Regions from separate parts of the Mus musculus genome. Here regions 2 and 3 are each linked to region 1. The links are chromatin loops, found by intact Hi-C in ENCODE. Cell type or tissue: heart. All regions are shown on one strand. Each heading gives the region's core, and the rest is flanking DNA. Links, peaks and the distances in the headings are about the cores only.

Evidence for each region. Peaks named below come from ENCODE experiments on the same cell type or tissue, not always from the same donor. Only the 100,000 strongest peaks of a DNase experiment are listed, where the experiment ranks them.
Region 2: it touches region 1 in a loop (2.0-fold over the local background); 4 of 42 quality-filtered maps call a loop at or near these places.
Region 3: it touches region 1 in a loop (2.2-fold over the local background); 3 of 42 quality-filtered maps call a loop at or near these places.

What each region holds. Positions count from the first base shown.
Region 1 is chr11:121,732,705-121,739,286 of GRCm38, reverse strand. No RefSeq gene overlaps it. Among named protein-coding and RNA genes, the nearest start is that of Metrnl, 34 kb to the right of the region's middle. In heart, for the core only: no CTCF peak of the experiment used is centred there; a DNase peak (open chromatin) is centred at 4,246.
Region 2 is chr11:121,805,979-121,812,560 of GRCm38, reverse strand. Gm12589 (a long non-coding RNA gene) reads right to left here. Exons shown (of 3, transcript XR_389241.2): 3 at 2,235-2,633. Among named protein-coding and RNA genes, the nearest start is that of Gm30338, 14 kb to the right of the region's middle. In heart, for the core only: a CTCF peak has its summit at 4,110 (motif pointing right); a DNase peak (open chromatin) is centred at 4,130.
Region 3 is chr11:121,472,916-121,479,497 of GRCm38, reverse strand. It overlaps Tbcd (tubulin-specific chaperone d), which reads right to left. Exons shown (of 39, transcript NM_029878.4): 7 at 3,827-3,959. Among named protein-coding and RNA genes, the nearest start is that of Tbcd, 24 kb to the right of the region's middle. In heart, for the core only: a CTCF peak has its summit at 3,625 (motif pointing left); no DNase peak of the experiment used is centred there.

The sequences.
Region 1 (6,582 bases), core at 2,715-5,214:
AGTCTGTACGGAATGCCAGTTAGGCAGTCATGCAAGACTTTGGTTACCCTCCGCCCCCCATCCCTTAAAAGGGACAAGACTCACTCTCATCTCTACCCTAGAGAATGAGACAGCTTCCCAGCCAGTGAGAGAATCCCAGAAAGAACCAGACACTAGCAACCACAGTGGCCATTGAAGAAGAGTCTGTATTCCTGCTATTTGCTTCTCTGTTTTTCTCAGGCTTAGTGCCTCCTCTCTCACGTTAGTCAGCAGTCTGTTCCAGCTTCCTTGGTATTTGCCCACCAGGACAGCTGTTGGTGGTAGGAGGCCCCATGCCACATGTTCATTCTTTGCCTGCCTTTAATTTACTTTTGACCCCAAAAGCCTTGAGCCCCTGGCCTCCAGAGGCCTTGCAGCCCCAGCTCCAGGGCAACCTAGACAGTTCCTCAAACTAATGAGGATGCTGGAGAGGGTTGTGAGCAGTGCTGCCTTGGAGACAGCCTCAGACTAGTTGCCACGGTGCTGTAAAGTCCTGGGCAGCTGCCGGAGGATTTAGCCATCCTCTAGCTATACTCTGGCTACACTGTGGCTGCAGGGCACTGAAGAGATGAAAGGATCGCTGCAGACTCTGAAGCCATAGCTACCAAAGCTGCAGGACAGGCCCTTCCAGCTGCTGCTGGGTCACAGACCTTTGCTGTCTCCCAAGCATGTAAACATGTCTCATAAAAACTACAGGGAGGTGAAGGCTGGTGGCATCCTGGACCCTGGGTTCCTAGGGCAGCAACTAAAAGACCTGTGTAGATAGGTTAGAGGATAAATTAGCCATTGTGGAGGCTCCACATTACTCCCCGCTGACTCTAACTTCCTTCTTCTCAGACCCATCACTCAGACCCCTCAGCTACCTTCTGCCCCACCTGCCCCAAGCCTTAGAGCCTAAATCTGGTTCCCATGAAAGCATTCAAATGGACACTAGCACAAAGAACAGGAAGCAGAAGAAGTTATACAGTGAAGGGGGACATACAACAGGTATCTACTTCCTGGCTTCCATGACGGAGGACCAGAGAAACCAGTCAACTTGTTCAAAGGGGAACAGCTTGAGGGTGGTACCTAGTATAAGCAGAGTCCTGTGTGACTTACCAAAGCCTCTCTAATTATCTCCCCCAGAAGACAGTTCAGAGGGTGGTACTTACTGGGAGGAAGGAAAATCTGAAGTTAGTCAACAAACTAGGATATGAACCTCTGAACCCTGGCAAGTGTCACACTGTCCACCATTGATGTTTTTAGACAGGACTGATTCCCCAAGGAACATGGAGCCAACCCTCATACCTTAGGCACAAAGACCCTCAAAGTCAAGGCATAGTAAGTGCTGCCATGGGCTGTAACTGTCCAGGTCAGAGAGGCCACGTTCCAGAAGGAACGCCCCTATAGGGGAGACAAAGATGCTGGGGCCCTTTGGTGCCTGCCAGAGCTCTATCCACTGACCCTTCTAGTGACAGAGGTGGAAACCATGCCAGGCCACCTGCTCCTCTGAACTGCTGGCCAGGATATAATACAGCACAGAGCCCTCCAGCTCTCCTCACTGTTGGGAAGAAGACACATTTCAAACCTGAGAAGTCTTCTCTGAGACTTTCATACATCTCATGTTTTATGACAAAACAAGAGACTGAATGGAGAAATCGGGCCCAGTCAGGCCTACCTTCGGGTGACCCTTGCCACAGTTCCCTGGGCCCAGGGCTTGTCTCTACCACCAAAGGCCAATTTATGCCTCCATGTCCTTCTCTGGGTTCATGAGTCCTCAGGCATGAGGATACTGACCTGGCTCACCACACAGAGAAAGCACTGACTCTGACCCCAAGCAGAGGGGCAGGAAAGCAAGACCCTCCCTGCTTCTGGCTATCCTGGGTCCAGCACTACCACTACATTCACCTCATTTCCAAAGTGAATTCTGAGTGAGAATCCTTGAGGTGATTATTTGGGGCATTAATTTGAAGAAGTCTTCTGTTGTCTTCCCCTCCTGTCATGAATATACTATTCCAGAAAAATAGATAAACATATTTATGTCTTTTTTACAATGTCATAATTTACTGAATAACAATAAATTCACAAAGTTCAACAGTTTCAATAATAGTCATTTATCATAAAATTCTACCATGTTGGTAGTTTTGCTAAGGAAAAGGCAGGTTTTTTTCATCCCAATCTTAATATTAATTCTCATATCACAAAACACACAGAACATAGTAAATTACATATATACATCTTCTTACACACACACATGCACACACACACACATGCACACACACACACACACACACACACACACACACACACACAGGCTACAAAACAAGTATAAGTTAAAGAGGCTATACCAGAGTTCAGGAAGCTTCAGAAGTGGGCTGAGAAAAAGTCTATACAGATGAGATAGCAAAGCAGACCGGTGTAAGAGAGGGAGCTGTTTCCAGAGCTGCTAAAGCTGGGTTTGAAAGCAGTGCTGCAGAATTCAGCTAACATGTGACAAGACCAAACCAGAGATCAGGATCAGGAAGCAGTAGGTCAGATCCATGTCCAGATGGGCAAACAGGCAGGCAGGCAGGTAGCAGAAGACTGTGTGTCAATAACAGGGACCATACCAAGTGGGGTAACCCTCAGTCCTTCACACACAGGACAGACATCGTGTCACAGGTTGGTGCTGGAGCATGGCAGGGTTAAGTGCCTATTGCTTCATAGGTCTGGGGGAGAGAATTGTACTCTTTCCAACTGTTATGTACAACAACCTTTGGGGTTTGATTTCCACAATATGATTCAAATGCATCCATGTGTCTAAAATCTTCCCAATAAGCTTATAAGATGGTCCTCTTTGTATTCCCAGGAACACGTCATATTTAGCCAGTGCAGGATGGATGACATCTGAGGGATTATGCAGTTCCCTGGGTATCCCCAGGTGCTGCAGTCATCTTTCTTCCTCAAAATAGAGTCAGTCTGCTTGTGAAATGGGTTCCTCTCCGGCAGTGCACAGCTTGATAAACCATTGTTTTCTATCATATGAAGTAACTCACAGTAGAGCATACCCTGATCTCAACACTTCCCTAAGCCCTATAGTAAGACGTAATAAGAAAAGAATATGTAACAGAAGGGCAGAAGTCACAAATGCTTTGTGTCCCCTCTCAGGATATTTCCAAGATTCCTACTGGAAATGACTATGGGCCAGTGTGTCAGGTTCAGGAGCTACTCCATCAATATTGATGGCTAGCCATGGACCGTCATCCAATCCATCACCCATATTCAAACCTAGACACAGTGATGCCAAGTTCTTATCCCTGTAGGGCTCACTTACAAGCTGAAGGAATTCTCCTTCCTTCAGAGACCCAGAAGTCCCAGAACCTCCCTTTAACAACACTGGGGAAGAAATAAAAAGAAAGTCTTGTGTTTGCAAGTCCAGTCACCCCGGGGAAGTGCAATACCATATCGCAAACAGAACCGCTTCTATCCCTGAGCCCCTCCAAAGCACAAGAACTGCATTCTTTCTCTACTTTGTGAATAATATCACAAACCATGGTGGGTTATTAATTGCCTGAAGGGCAGTATTTATTTCAGGCTCACTGTTGTTCTGACAGTCTCTCAGCTCACCAGGTTGAATGAGCCTAACCCGTTCAGGCTTGAAGCAGACACTCTGTGGTGGGGAGGACAGAGCTTCAGTGAGACTTTCCAGCTGGCTAAGCCTGCATCTGATGTTCCGAAGGGCCTGCTTACAGCTTGAGACAAGAGATCATCTCAAGAGGGCAGAGCTGCCCATTCTTTTACCCACCACCATGGGAATAGCCAGTAATTCATCATCTGAAATAGAGAGTAATGGGCAAAAACTGTAGGTTTAGTTTTTACAGAAAACTCAGACCAATATCTTGCCAAAATTAGAAACAGATGCTCCCACTTGAAGTATTGAAAACTTCCTACAAGTTCCTCCAGAGCTTGGCCTCTAAGAGCTTAAGATACAGCTTTTACCAGAGTGGGCAGAAGAAGATAGAGAAGGCTTGCCCAAGGGAAGTACAGGGATACATGTCTTGGTCAGCCTCAGACATGCATGCATGACCTCATCTTAGGCTCTGGAGTCATCAGTAACTGGCCTTCATGGGCAGACACTGGCTCATATGCTGGTTCCCCTGGGGAACACAGTTGGTCTTGTCCCCTCCTCCAAGGATCCCATCAGTTTCACTCAAGCCAGCCTCACAGTATGTGCCTTTGCCTCCCTCCCTTCCTAACTCCCAGAGGGATTATGTAATCACCATGGGGGTGGCCACATGAATAAGCTTTTTATGACCCCACGCAGGGACAGCAGAATGTCAAATGCTAATTAGCAGCAAGCCAGCTTCTGTCCCTGGTTCATTATCATGAGACTTGCTAAGTTTCAAAGGAAGAATCTGACATGAAACATGGCAGACTGGCCTCCTGAATCATCCCATACCTGTGTCTGAAGTGGTCTGGAGGGTGCAGTAGAAGCCTTACAGCGTGAGGCAGGTAAGGCCAGAGAGTCAACATAAGGGACTTGAGTCTATTTGGGAAAGAATGGCCACAGGGAAATCTCAGAACCTCAGTCTAGTCGTGGCTACGCATACATGCATGTGCATGTACTTCACCCCGTCCTATTTCACTAAACTCATCACATGAGTGCCCTAAGCCCTCAATCCTGAGGTCATAGCACTCAGGGTCCACACATGCAAGCACCTTCTGCACCTAACAGTGAAGATGGCAGGATTGAAGGATATAAAATAAATAAAGTGAAAACAAGCAAGGACAAGGGCCTTGGTGTGATGTGCAGGGGAGGAATCAGCAGGTTCAGCAAGACTAGTTTCCTCTCTAAGACCAGGAAGGGGTTGTCACGTCTTATGACATGACAAAATTTGGGTACAATTGGAGAAGGGGAGGAACTTTTGCTAGGTGGAGCCTGAATGGAGGAAGTAGAACCCTGGGGGTAGGGGATGTTCCTAAGGCATCTGTGTTTCACTGGCCTCTCTCTGTTGCTGCTCCCTCTGCTTCCTGACCACCAAGAGGTGAGTTGCTCTGTTCCAGCACAACCTTCCCACCCTAATGGACTGAAACCTCTGAAACTGTGAGCCAAACAAACCATCCCTTTGCTGTTCTCAAAGAAAATTTTCAGTGATAAGAAAGAGCTTAACACATACTGCAACACAGATAAGTCCTAAGGACATTACAGAAGGATAAATCCAGTGTGATTCGAATATGGAGATGGAAAGTACAGCACTGGCTACTGAGGGAGAGCCAGGGTGTCTGTGTTCAGTGGGGACAGCGTTTCAGGTTGAGAAGACAGAAAGTTCTAAAAACAGACAATAGCGATGACTTCACAGTATGCCCATATTTAATGATATAAAATTGAGTTCTAGGGTTAAATAGTACCTTTTGCTACATATGTGTGTGTGTGTGTGTGTGTGTGTGTGTGTGTGTGTGTGTATATATATATATTTGGTTTTTTGAGACAGGGTTTCTCTGTATAGCCCTGGCTGTCCTAGAACTCACTCTGTAGACCAAGCTGGCCTCGAACTCAGAAATCCACCTGCCTCTGCCTCCCAAGTGCTGGGATTAAAGGCATGCGCCGCCACCACCTGGCCTGCTACATATATTTTATATAATTAAAATTATTTGAATATATACAGTATAACTTACTGAGTACACACAGACAACCATTTATGCACAGACATACATGCGTAAAAATGTGGCTTATGACAGTTCTGATTGCCTACAGATGGTGAGGCCATTCTACTATTTTCTGGGGCTTGGATGCATCCTAAGTCTCCTGAGTGGGCAGTGGGCTCTCCCCTGAGTGGAGCAGAAGATCAGATATTCATTTCTCTAGCTGAGCCACTGTTTGGCCTTTCAATCTCAAATAACACAACAGGGCCATTCAGCCTGCCTGGCCCACTTTGCCACCTTCTGCAACACTGGTTGCTTGGTCTCAAGCCAGGTACTATTGTTGAGTTTGGCCAGGACAGTATTAGTCCTGGAATGGCCTTCCCTCCTTGGGCATTCAATGGTACCCCTAATCATGTCCATCCCCTCTGAAGGTATCCTCTAATCCCCTAAGGAGATGATAATGTAGTATTCTGCATCTCTTGAAGGCCTGCAATATTTTCCTGGCTTCAGAACTTCACTATTACCTTGGCTTTCAATGAAACAAAACTGGGCCTTGGCAAAGCATACTAACTCACATGCTTCCTAAATACATAGTTATCGATATACACTATATAGCCTTAAGTGTCATCATCCCCCGTGCCAAGTCCCCAGACTTCTTCCAACATTCTTGGTCCAATAAACAATCCCTTAGCCAGGAGTACTCAATCAGATTTGAGGGTGGGAATAATCAGCCTCACTGACCTGGCACAGGTGAGCAGTGAGGGTGATGCAAACCCAAAGGAGGATGGAACCCAAAGGGTTCAAAGGGCCCTGATACATCTGTCCCATCCTGATGCCATGGTAGTCCTTGACTGATGTCCATGGGTGACTATCATATTTGCTATTATACAGATGGTGTGGCTTCCTCATCAAGTCCAATGATCCCCAGCTGTTCCTGGCAAAATCTATCAATGGCTAGAGGAG
Region 2 (6,582 bases), core at 2,653-5,152, 73 kb before region 1:
TAGTTCATATCTGAAGCAGAAATAAGAATCTCTAGAAACTGAGCTGTGCCAAGGCAGAGGAGTGCTTTTCCTGAATCTGTTCAAGAGGCACCATAGGCTCTAGCTCTCAACACCCCATGCCTGTGGCTTCAGTTTCCACTTAGCAATTGTCTGGAGAGGAGAAGACATCTAATACTTGGCCTCTCAGTTAACCCCTTCTCAAAGTGGCAAAAGAGTACAAACATAATAGCTAAAGGCCACTCTCCCTGAAACTTTGTTTTAAGTTATATGTGTCTATTTCTAAGGATTTGGGTACCTATTATACCTGTAAAGGGCTTAAGCCTAAATGAAAAAAAATTTTTAAATAGTCCAGTGATAAAAAGATATTTTAACATTTAAGGTTAGTGATGACAAAACTAAAAATTTGTATTTACAAAGCAAGAAAAGTATCAGTTGCCAACTGAACTGACGATGTCAAAACCCATATCCAGACAGCACACAGTGCAACCTGGGAGGATATAAACAGGAACATGCAGCAAGTGGCAACAGTGACAGTTTTGAATTATAAACACTAAATTCTAGTGATGTGAATTAAAAATTGATGGACAGTCTTGAATTCCATACACATATAAGGATAACACAATAAGAAATAAAGATTTTTTAATTAGCATTCTCCTAGCAGGCTCTTAGGAAATATTTGTGCAATAAACAATATAAAATATCACTAAGTATGTGGCTCAGTGGTAGAATATTTGCCCATATATATATAGGAGACCCTAGGTTCTGTCCCTAGTGCAACAGGAAAAAAAAACATATCCCACCAGCCTCAGAACTGGGCTGCTTTAGTGAGACAATGCAAGCTGTACTAATAAAAAATAATACTAATAAATAATAATCTGGAATCATGGGGCATCTGCCCAAGAACAAAGCAAAATAGGTCACAGTGTTTGAGAGGGTCCCTACCTTATCCCAGTTGCTTTCTGTAATGCACACATATATGTGGGCATGCTCAAATCCATCCATCTATATGTCCATCCAACCAATCTCAATGTTCAATTTAAAGCAGTGACCTTATAAATAGCAAAGTAAGGAAAAAGATGGATGTAACTGTAAAACACAACCACTGAAATACCCCAGTGAGCTACTGTCCACACAGCCTGGTAGGTACTGGGTACACTTCACTGTGAGGCAATGTTCTGGTCTTTTCATTGTGATGAACCTGGACAAAGATAACTACAAAGATAATCTAAAAAAAGGAGAACACAATGCACCTGGGTGAGCAGAAGCAGCCCAGAGACCTGCTGCTGTGTGGCCCACTTACAGCGGGAACCACCACAATGTGCAAGCGTGTGGTACACAGAGCGAAAAGAAAGAGAAGTAGAACAGTCTGAGCATCACGAAGAGATGCAGAACTGGAGACTCAAGGGGGAGAAGGAATAGCCTGATGTGTGTAGCCTACCCTGCTACTTGAAGCCTTGATGGAGTCCCAGCCTGTGCTGCCCCTGAGGGCCATGTCTGGGTCTGTGGGGCTCACGATACCACTTAAGACAACACTGATATTCCTGGTTTGGGCTGCTGCTTGGAACCGTGTTGATATCCAAGGGCTGTGCAGAGCTGGCTCCCCTCCTCACCAGCTCTGGCACTCTAGAGAGCAATCCCTGCCTCTCACCAGCTGCAGCACTTGGAAGTATGGGCCCTGCACCTCATCTAGGCAGCACTGTTGAGCTAGCCCTGGTGACTGAGGTGTAGGTGAGCTGGCCCAAGGGTGTGAGCACAGAAGAACTGGACCTGCCATTTGTCTGTCATGAGGCATCATGGGTGTGGGGGAGATGCCTTCATGCCCTCCTCACCTCACCCCTCGCCTTCTGTGGTAGCCAGGAGAGCTGGCCCTAGAGTCATGAGAGCAAAAGTGCTATCCCCTCTCCTCACCAGCAGCTGCACTCAGGAGAGTGAACACTGGGTCTCACCCTGGCAGCACAAAAGAACAGGCTCTGGTGGCAAAGGCTTAGGGGAGGGCATCAGAACAGGAGAGCTGGCACAGCCTCTTGACAGCTGTGGCACTTGGGAGAGTGAGAGAGCAGTCTTGCCCCTCGACTGGATGAAGTGTTGGGTGAGGTAGCTGGCACAGTGCTAGAGTCTAAAAGTAACTTTTATTCACCTGTTTTAATTGTTGTCTCCAATGCTTACAGCCTTTGTCTGCTAACGCAGGCCTAGTGTTAGGGTCTGGGAACTACTTCACAAACCACTCAGACACCAATCTCAGTCATATAGGGATGGTTTATTGAACACCACACCTTAAATATCTCTTCTTCGAAGTTGGCTTATCTTCAAAAGAGAAGCCAGAAAGAAGAACAGCCAGGGCATGGCCCCCAGCATCAGGGCTTTCAGAAGTGGCTCTCCCTCCCTCCTCGAACTCTGCAAAGTCAGCAACACCTCGCTGTTTCACACTTTACCAGCCTTGGGCTTTGGAATTGTGCAGCAACGCCCTTCTTCGTGCATCCTAATCAACCACAAGTTTCATCAAGCAGAGTTGCACTGATCACCCGTATGGAGGAGGCAGCTAGCTGCAGGCTCTCACACTCCCCTTCATGTGTGTCTCTGGCATGAAGTCTTGGCTAGGGCACGGGACAGGCTTCCTTCAGTCAGCAAGGACCCTGTGAAGGGACCAAGAGGACATAAAAATCAAGCCCTGCATATAAGAACGTCCCAGAGAAAAAGAATGGGTCAGGTGAAGCAGAGTATGGGAATGACATGCTTGGGAGAAAAGAGATCTAGCTTTAACACTTGGGTTCAAAAATCAATGAAACTGTCAAATAAGGAATGGTGTCTTGCTTATTCCAGGGTCCTTGTTTGGTTTTATCATCTATAGATCAATCTGTTCTCTAAAATCATACTGTCTATTCCAGCAAACGAATGAATGAATGAATGAATGAATGAATAGGGCCGGCCACAGACTCCCAGGCGAGAGTAAGATGATGCTCTCAGGGACCAGCCAACTGAGAGTAGAATACTGGCAGGTAACCATGTCTAACCAGAGCCAATTGGCCAGTGAGACTTTTAAAATATAATTAAATTTTTTTTGTTCATTGATGCTTTGCCTGCATGCATGTGTGAGAGTGTCAGAACCCCTAAAACTGGAGTTACAGTCATGTGTGAGCTGTCATGAGGGTGCTGGGGATTGAACCCAGGTCCTTCGGAAGAGGAGCCAGTGCTCTTAATCACTAAGCCATCTCTCCAGTCATGTATACAGGGGAATATTAGCACATAGGCAAGTGCTGGGTTTTCTACTCCAAGAAGCACTTCAGGCGATGAGGACAGCTCTCCTGTGATTGGAAAGACTCCACTGGTTAAAGAAATGAATGGAAACAGCTCAACATAGTATCAAGCTGAGTCTATGCATCTGGAGACCTGGTACTGGTCTGTCATTCTCTAGGGAGACAGTCCCACAGACAACTCTCCAGCAAAAGCCAACTGTCATGGGGAACTGTACAATGTTCCTGGCACCCAAGAAAGGCCAGATGCCACATATGGAAGGGCTTGGGGCCAAGCAATGAGGTCAGGGTGAAGCAGTGAGATGGAAATTGTGGCTAGGGAAAGAAGCAGTGCGTGTCTCCAGCAAGAGTCACAGCTTACAGTTAAGTCACAGCATTTCAGCAGCCTCCTAGAGTATGTGCAGTACCTCTGGTCCCACAGGGGTCCAACCTGCTGTCTCTGCCTCACAGCTAAGCCTGATCACAGCCTCTGGTGAAACCCAAGGAAGACACTTTACCTTCCATGGACTCTACATTACCAGAGAAAGGCAAAGGGAGAGGCTGGGGTAGTGAGCAGGGTGGAGCAGCCTACACAGGTCACTAAAGATTAGCACTCCTACATGAATCTACTGCCTAGGGCCACAACTTTGCCTCTTCTGGAGACCATGTCCTGTTCTCCCACTCCAGACCATGTGGGACCTGAGTGCAGTAAGCTTGTGCCAACTGGTTTAGGAGCTCTTCGGAGATGAAGGCAGATGAGACACAGTAAGATGTGAAACCTGAGCCTGGGAAGATGACAGATGGACAAACTCCAGTTTCAGGGGTTCTGACACCCTCAGGCTGACAGACATGTACGCAGGCAAAAGCACCAATAAACACCAACAGCCAGCAGGTGGCACTGTAGAAGCGTGAGAAACAGTGCTCAGGTTCTCATCAAATGATTTTTCTTTCTCTTCCTGCACAGCTGGATGCTGCTAAGATTGTCCTTTAATCTTCCTCATAGCTGCAAAGTTTGGACTCGGGCCAGGGTCAGAGAAAGGCTGTGGCCATGGGAGAGTGTCAGAGGATGCTGGAACTTCAGTCATCCTCCATCACTACTTCAATGGTATGTTTTCTCTTCCTTCATGCATATGAAAATCAGTGCTTCAAGTAGAAAAGGCACTAAACAGCCTGGTCAACTGCTAGCACCTGCTTCATAAAGGCAGAAGTGGAGGGTAGGAGTCGGCCCAGGGAATTCCAGTTGCTGCTGGAAGCCACATCCGGGGGCAGTGTCCACTAGGCCTCCGTATGTGAGAATGTGTGTGATGTGGTATGTCTTCAATGTGTGAGCATATGCCCATGATGTGATATGTTCTGTGTATAAACACATGTGCCAGATTTCTCTGCATGTATCTCTTGCCATGCATGTGTCAGGTATGATCTCTCTGTGTCCTGTGGTTATGTGTATTTTCGAATATTTCGACAAACTTCCTCTCATCTGTACAATGTAGCTGCAAGCCACTTTATGAGGAGCAACAGTGTCTGCTCAGTGAAGTGCCCCAAACCCTGATATGCCTGCAGAGCTTCCCTCAGTGAGGTTCCATCCCTTAGTGCTGGAAAGTGGTGTACACAGCAGGTCCTGGCTGGCACCTAGCCCTTCTCTCAACTTTTTTATTTATTATGTGTGCATGCATGTGCATGCATGTGCACACTTCATAGTGTGCATGTTGAAGTCAGAGGACAATGTGTGGGGACCTGTTCTCTCCTTTGACCATGTGGTGCAGAGATCAAATTCAAGTTGTCAGGTTCGGCACTAAGTATGCGTCCTTACCCACTGAGCCATCTCCTAGCACGGCTTCCTCCTCCCTTCTGCTCATTCTTCAGATACACCCCAGCCTGGCAGGAAGCTTGGGTGCCATTAAGAATTCCCATGAGATATTAGGGGGAAAACAACACCTGAAGGGGCTCCTGGAGCCAGAGGCTTGCTGACAACTTAGATAAAGTATCCTCCCCATCTCAGATTCAATTGTAAACTATTCTGCCCAAAAGTTCACTCCAAGGAAGACCCAGTCCTTTGGAAGCCCCTTATGAAGAAAAAGGAGCCACCTATTTGTCTGTTGCTTCCTAAGAGTCTTCATGAGGATGATGGAGGTGGTTTGGAGCCTGTAGCTTAGTGTTTGCAGAGCAAGTGCTGGTATGTACTTCAGAGGCTTTCCAAGGACTGTAAGTAAAAATGGACTGGACAAAAAGTTGGCCCAGAATATGTCAAACAAGGCAGAGAAGAGTCCTAGACCTGATCAGTGCTGAGATGGTGCCTCCCTCCCTCCCTTCCTCAAAGCCCCTCTGTCCTGTGACCTTACACCCCAGGACTGCAGTGTCATCCTACTGACCTAGAAATGCTGACCTCCAAATGGCTCAGACTCAGCAGAAAATTTTCAGTGGAAACCATATGAACATCTTTCCTGGAGTCCAAAGGTGATGCATCACAAGAAAGACCCCAACTTCCCTCCACCCATCCGGTCCCTCAGAGGTCGGCCATGCTCAGGGTGCATTATAGTCCCTATAACCAAGATTCAAATGCTACAGTTGATCTTGTGTTCCTAGCTAGGGCTTTCTGCTTCTTGGGATCTGACAGGGTACTTGGGCTGGCATTGGGAGGTAGGACATTAAGACACCCAGTAATCTCATTCAGGAGAATCTTGAGGGCTTTCTGAAGTGGAGGTGAAATATTTATACCAGTTAAACCATCTGGCTTCAGTGATCAACTCAGTTTTCAGTTTTCTTCCCTTCTCAAAGGTAGAGTTGAGACTAACCTTCTAAGGAAGGCTTGGTCTTTTCAGACAGACCTATCCTAAGCTTTCAAGAGTCCAAGACCCAAATGACCACTTAATTAGTATCTAAAAGATACTAGTCACTGTAGAGTTCAAGAACTGTGAATTGTGATATGCCAAGAACCAGAAACAAAAATCAAACATATGTTTATCTTGTCTCTAAGCAAAGAGGTATATACTGTGGAGGCTAAGGTGAAGAGACAATGCTTAGGCAGGCTGAAGGAGAGTGGAGTAAGGATCTAGGAGTGGCAGGGAGATCCACAGAGCAGAATAAAGAAGAGCAGAGGATGAGGGAGTGGGTAGGAGGGACCACAGTGGGTAGAACTACAGATCAGGAAAAATGCAGAGGTGGCTAGGGAAGTGAGTGGTAGGTGGATCCACAAAACAAAATAAATAAAAAAATGCCGAGGACCTCATCCTAATAAATCTCTTAATCTCACCTAAGTAATAGGGACAATAATGCCCATCCCACAGCTTTGTTAGGAAGATGCATAACAAAGTCTCTGGCACAAAGAATGGATGGGGGAACCATTACCAAGCCT
Region 3 (6,582 bases), core at 2,089-4,588, 260 kb after region 1:
AGGAAGCAAAAAGAGAATTTCTCTCCTCAACACTGGAATTTAAAGATGTCCAAATAAAAGGCACACATGTCTGGCTGGTTTAAGTCACTAAAAGGAATCTCAACCCACTGGCAAAACTGGCAAGGAATGGAACAGCAACTGCCCTACAGTGTCTGAGCACAACCTATGCCCCATGCACCTCCTAAGTAAGAAGAAACAGAAATCTTGGGAACTACACAGAGACTCAGGTGATCAAAAAGAACAAAAAGGCAAAGAATGTAAAACGAGACAGAAAGCAGTCACTGCGGAATGCTCCAGGCACGTTGGCCAGGACCTCAGTTAAGGCCCACAAGTTATCACCACCTCCCACAGGAGCCTGCTTCACCTAAGCAGGAAGCCTGTCTACCCTGCCAGCCACAATCTCTATTGCCATGGGCAGGAAGAAGTGTAGAGCAGAAAAACTCCTGGGCCAGGCTGGCAGGTAGCTCAAAACTGCAGACTGAGCTAGGTCCAGTGGGACACACCCATAACCCTTGCTAACAGAAGCTAGCCTGAGCTATAAAGCAAGATCCCTCTCACAGTCCCTAACCCAAGAAAGAATGCAAACAGCCGAACAAAAGCCATCTAAAATCAATCCCCTGAGATTAATTGTGCCTGTCCTCCCATGTGTCCCATATACACGCTAGACAGGTCTAACACCCTTCCCTCAAGCACCACCATGCAGTAACAGACTCTAGCTACGGTTTGTCAGACCTTCCTGTATTCTCTTGATGTGAAAACTTTCAACAAGACTCAGGCCAAGCCGGGGGTGTTGGCTCACACCTGAGATCCAGCACTCAGGAGGAAGAAGCAGGAATATTAACACAAGTTCAAGGCCATCCTGGGCTACAAGTCCCAGGTAAACCAAGGCTGCACAGTAAGTAGGTAGAAAGCCAGGTATTGTGACACAAACCTTTAATTCAAGCCCTCTGGAGGTACAGGTGGATAGAGCTCTGAGTTCAAGCCCAGCCTGGTCTACAAGAGTTCTAGGACAGTCACAGCTACATAGAGAAACCCTGTCTCAAACAAACAAACAAACAAATGGAGTGGGAACTGGGTGGGTGTGGGATGGATGGGTGGAGAGAAGACAGCAGGTCGGGCAGGGAGGCAGAGATAGATCAGTTGGTCAAGTTTAGACTGAGTTCAATCCCTGGAACCGAATGAGGGACACAGAAAACGTTCAATAAGTTGTTTCGAACTCTTTATTGTTGTTGCTGCTGCTGGGCTCAAAAGATGGCTCAACAATTAAGAGCATTTTGGTCTCCACACAGGCAATAAGCAAATATAAAAAGAAAAAAAAAATTTTAAAGATTCATGCCAAAAATATTAAGAACCTACTTACACCCAAATCTTTCAAATAAACTATTTCTATCTACCTATTCATCAGAATTACCTAAAACACAAATGTACAACACCTACCACGATTTATAAATCAACTGTGACCTCTGCCCCACTCTTTCCTCTTCCTTCCTCACACTACCTTTCAGGGTAAGCCACAACTTGCACTAACCTCTACTGCTACAATCAAAATGGAAATCACAATAAAACCTCTGTAGTTGCCTCTCCCCACAGCTAGAACAAAGGCCTCCCAAGGTATGGGCTGTACAGCTGAATCTGCAAACCCCAAAGATATCTACCATAGGCAGAACCTCACATCTCATCAATAACTTAGTTTGTGTATGTGCTCATGTGCGTACCACAACTGATAAGTGGGGGCAACCATAATTTTTCTTTATTTCTAATTTTTATTTTATTTATCTATTTTACTTTTTTATTTCTATTTATGGATATATGTATGTGCATCTGGGTGTATACGCACATGTGTGTGTAAGTGCTCTCAGAAGCCGAAAGATGACATCCAGATCGCCCAGAACTAGTTACAGGGTGTTCTGTATGTACCTCCTAACTTGGGTGCGGGGAACTGAACTAGGGTCCTCTGGAAAAGCAGCAAGTGAGCCATCTCTTGGGCCCCACAACTATAATTAAAAAAACAAAACAAAAACAAAAAGAACTTCAAAAACAAAATACTATAGTTAAACAAAGGGAAAAAAAACAACTCTCAGGGGCTGGGTAAGGATAGATAGTTCAGTACTTGCCTGTCATGTTTAAGGGTCTTGGCTTGACACCCCAGCACTACCAAAAAGAAAAGGGGGGGGGTTGTTCTATGTGCTGAGGAAAACAATCTATTACTATACACAAATAGAGAAACACCTACTGATACATACCCAAAATAATTATAAATTTTTAAAAACCTATTTTATGTTCCCCAGTAGCATTAATCACAACAGTCAAAAACAGTCACATAATGAAACAGTTTCGGCCTGCGAAAAAGTAGTGAAGAACTGACGCGTGCCTGCCACAGGGTGGGCAGACCCTACAGACGCTGTGCTCAGGGAAAAGAGCCTATCCTACATAAAAGTCACCTCCCAGACAGGTGAGCTCAGTGCCACTGGCCTGTGGAGTATGATGCAGTGTGTATGCGGAATGGCATACTGAGAAGAGACAACGGTGGCTATACAACTCTGTAGACCTAACAAAATGAACTAACGCCCATCTGGAGCCGCCAAGTCTTCAGAGAGAGCAGCAGAGCAGAAGCTCAGGTCTTAAGAAACATTTTATTTTCCCAGGCCTCCCTCTTGCATGTTTTGAATGGCAGGCCTCTGAAAGGCAATGGCAATATCACTGAAAATAAAGAGACACCAGCCGTTTCTCATCCCCACAACCAGGATACACATTCAGCTGCAGAGGCACATGGAGTAGGTCCAGAGAGCCTCGACTTGCCTTCCCGTCCCAGGTTGCATGTCCCCTTCCCAGGGCTGTTGGCACCTGCCCTGATACCTCCCACCCTGCATCAGGACCTGTATTAAGGAGTAGTACAAAAAGCCAAACTCAGTATGACTGGTTGCCTTCAGACTTCTCCAAAGGATCCTACTTCTAAGTGACATGTCAGCTCCCTTTGCCTTCAAGACAAGGACAAGAACTACTGTCAAATCGCATCCAGTGTAATCAAAGAAAAACAAGGAAGAGGTTTCTGACCCTGGAGCCGCACAGTTTCAGAAGGCTATCTGCACCCTCCAGAATGCCAAACCCTAGAAACCAGGGCCTTATACAGCTATCCATGCCTTCGTCCAAAATACTGACTCTTAATACCATGGCCTCAGAGAGTCTCTGTAACCTTGTAAACATTAACCCTAGAGACAGACTTGGAGAGGCACCATGACCTTCTTAATGCTGACCATCAAAACCAAACAAAGCCTTAGGGGGTCCATCTGTGACCTCCGGAATACTGGTCCAGGAGCTTCCTAGCCTTGTTAATAGGGCCATGTCCTCTGAGATTTCACACCAGAGTGGTTCTCCTTGTCAGTACTAAAAAGCCATACAACAGACAAGCAGAGAAGACCAGCAATAGGAAGGATGGGCACAGTGGGCATCTCCAGACGGGCCCCAGTGTCTGTATTTAAACTCGGGAACTAGAAATTTTGTAACCCACGTAAGCAAACAGGTTTCAAGCCCTCTGCCTTCTTTCACTTGGGCTGGTTTCACTGCTTTACGACAAAAAAACTAAAGGCTGCAGTTCTGCAGGCGCCGCTGCCCTCTAGTGGTGAAGCACAGTTCTTCAGCTTTCTCCTGGAAGCCACCACTCCAGTCCAGCCTTACACACTAAGCACACAGCAGTGGAAAATGAAACCACAACCCTGTAATGCAAATTAATCCTACCAGGTTCCCGTAATTCAAACACAGAGTGAATGGAACCAACAGTTTGGGCACAGTGCTGGAGCTCCACATGCTGTCCCGGGGCAGGGCTCACCAGGGCCTGCAGCATCCCATCCATGGTAATGACACCCTCGATGGTCTGGAAGGAAGAGTGGGCCAAGGTGCAAAGGCTCCAGTCCAGAAAGCTGGCCATCTTTCTCTGCTTGACATCGGGACGTGTGATAAATCTACAGGGGAACGCAAACACACAGGAGATGCTCAGTAAGACTCCAATGCTGAAAGCTCACCCACATCCCACCACACACCACACACCACACACATTTCCTCCCAGTCATCTTAGATCCCTGAACAGGTTAGGTCAGATGCCTGCATCTCTCTCTCTCTCTCTCTCTCTCTCTCTCTCTCTCTCTCTCTCTCTCTCTCTCTCTCTCTCTCTCTCTCTCTCTCTCAGAAACCAAATCCCTGACCACCATGGCCCAGCAGCTGATTGCCCATCAGGATCTCTCAAAAAGTTACTCAGAGGCCTCACCACCCTACCTCCTTCCCTCCTGGGCCCCAACTAACCACCAGCTTTACAAATAGATGGGCATCGTTAACCCACCACAGCCAGGGAACATCTACATGCTTCTCAGCTCTGACTCCTTCCAAGTATCTCCCTTAATCTCAAGATATATCCTCCACAACCTAATCCAACAACCAACCCCGACCCAAGGACCTTCCTCTACCACAACCTCATGTTGCACAAGCCTGTTTCCTTCCACCCAACATCTGGCTGACAATGTGAACCCAGACCTCTGACTCAGTGACTCTAGACAGATCCTATAAGGGAGGAAACACACAAAGGAAGGGAAGGAGAGGGGAAGAAGAGTAAGGGGAAGAAGGAGGAAAAGAGGGGGAAAGGAGAAGGAAGGGAGGAAGGGAAGGTGCTGCGTCCCCAAAGGCAGCTCAAGGACAATCTCAAGGGGCCTTGCCCAGGAGAAGCTGAACAAGAAGAGACACAGCACAGCCAGTGGGAAAGATCTGTGTCGGGGAGGGGGAGGGGGGAGCTGACAGGAAATGTGCAGGGATAAGTACAGGGACCAGGAACCAAAGGACCCAAGCAGGCAAGTAGCAGGTTTATGACTGTCCTGGCTAGTCTCATGTAGGAGCATGGACAAGGCTGTGCCAGCAGGTAGCCAGAAGGTAGTTCCTTCTGAGTAGTAGAACTGTATGCCCAGAAGGGAGGCTATGAGTCCTGGGAACAGAGGGGTTCACTTTAGGGTATTCCACATGCAATACCCATTAGGGAGTCATACGAAGCACCAGGCACAGGAGAGTCAGCACTGGGATTCTGACATCCACTCGCCCTCTAGTGCCCTGACCATCTACACTGGAACCTAAACCTAGTCGTCCAGAAGGCAGTTAGAGCTACATCCACTCTCTGCACAAACAAACCCTCTCAGCACATACTGGTTGGTACTAGCATACGATGCTCCAGCCCCTCCCAGAATATGTACAGCCAAGCACATGTGGACAGCTGGCGCCCTTCGCCATCCTATGAGTTAAAGACTCAACTCCTGTGGGTCACACCTCATAAGACATGCTCAAGGGTTTAAATCCCCTATTTCCTTTTTATTTATTTATTTATTTATTCATTCATTCATTCATTCATTCATTCATTTATTTATTTACTGTATGAGTATACTGTAGCTGTCTTCAGACACACCAGAAGAGGGTATCAGATCCCATTACAAATGGCTGTGAGCCATAATGTGGTTGCTGGGAATTGAACTCAGGACCTTTGGAAGAGCAGTCAGTGCTCTTACCCGCTGAGCCATCTCTCCAGCCCTATTTCCATACAACATGGTCCAATTCTTGCCTGACCTCAGTGTCACCTGTTCACTCCAGTGGGAGCTGACCAAATCCTTTCCCTAGGCAGCACCTACACAGTCTAGTATCTGCATCTACCTTCATGCTGCCAGGCCTCATATGCACAGATTTATTCCCATAGCAACACTAGAAAAACGTAAGCACACTTGCTTTACTATGACCTACCAATTTGACAGCTAAAGAAAAAGCAACACGGAGCCATCGGTAGGCCAAGCTGTAAAAAGCAGCAGGGCATCCAGATTTACTGTCAACTATGAAAGAGGTAGAGCCGTAAGACTGGCGACTTACGTTCCAGCAACAGGCACTAGATCTACAAAGGACGGTGCCTTTGAACTAACTGTGCCATCACACAATAACAGGCAGCGGAACAGGCCATGCACACGGCTGGTGCAAGAATGGCAGCAAAAGAAGAGAGAAGACAAGAGCGGGAAACTGAGACTCCCAGACAGAGGCTATTTAGAGACAGAAATGAAAAACTACAGGTTCTAGTGTTCCTGAGAACCATCACAGCTTCAGTCCTAGAGTCTCAAGCTACCCAGGCCAGAAAGCTTTAGCACTGAACATTACTAAGCTCTTAGGAATCCCAATACCCACACCTGCACACCAGCTGCTGCCAAGGAATGAGGATGCGCCGATACTCATAAAACTAAGGGTCTCCTACCTCTGGCTTTCTCAGGAACTGTAACACCTGTAGAACTAATGGCACTGTTATCAGAAGCTTGCACAAGAGGACACCACCTCTTGCTGCTTCTGCCTGTTTAATCCTGCAGTTTGATGCTACCACATGCTAAGGTAGTCAAAAGATACCAAGACCAGTCGTGAGGTTTTTCATTGCCTACCTGTGAATTCTACCTAAGAAGAGCTAAGGGATCCCCAGCCAGCTACACTAGGAACCCTGGTGGTTGCACTGCCTGGGACACGGCCTCAGAGTGAAGCAGCAAACGGGAAATACAATCCCCACTAGGCAAAAATCATGTATAC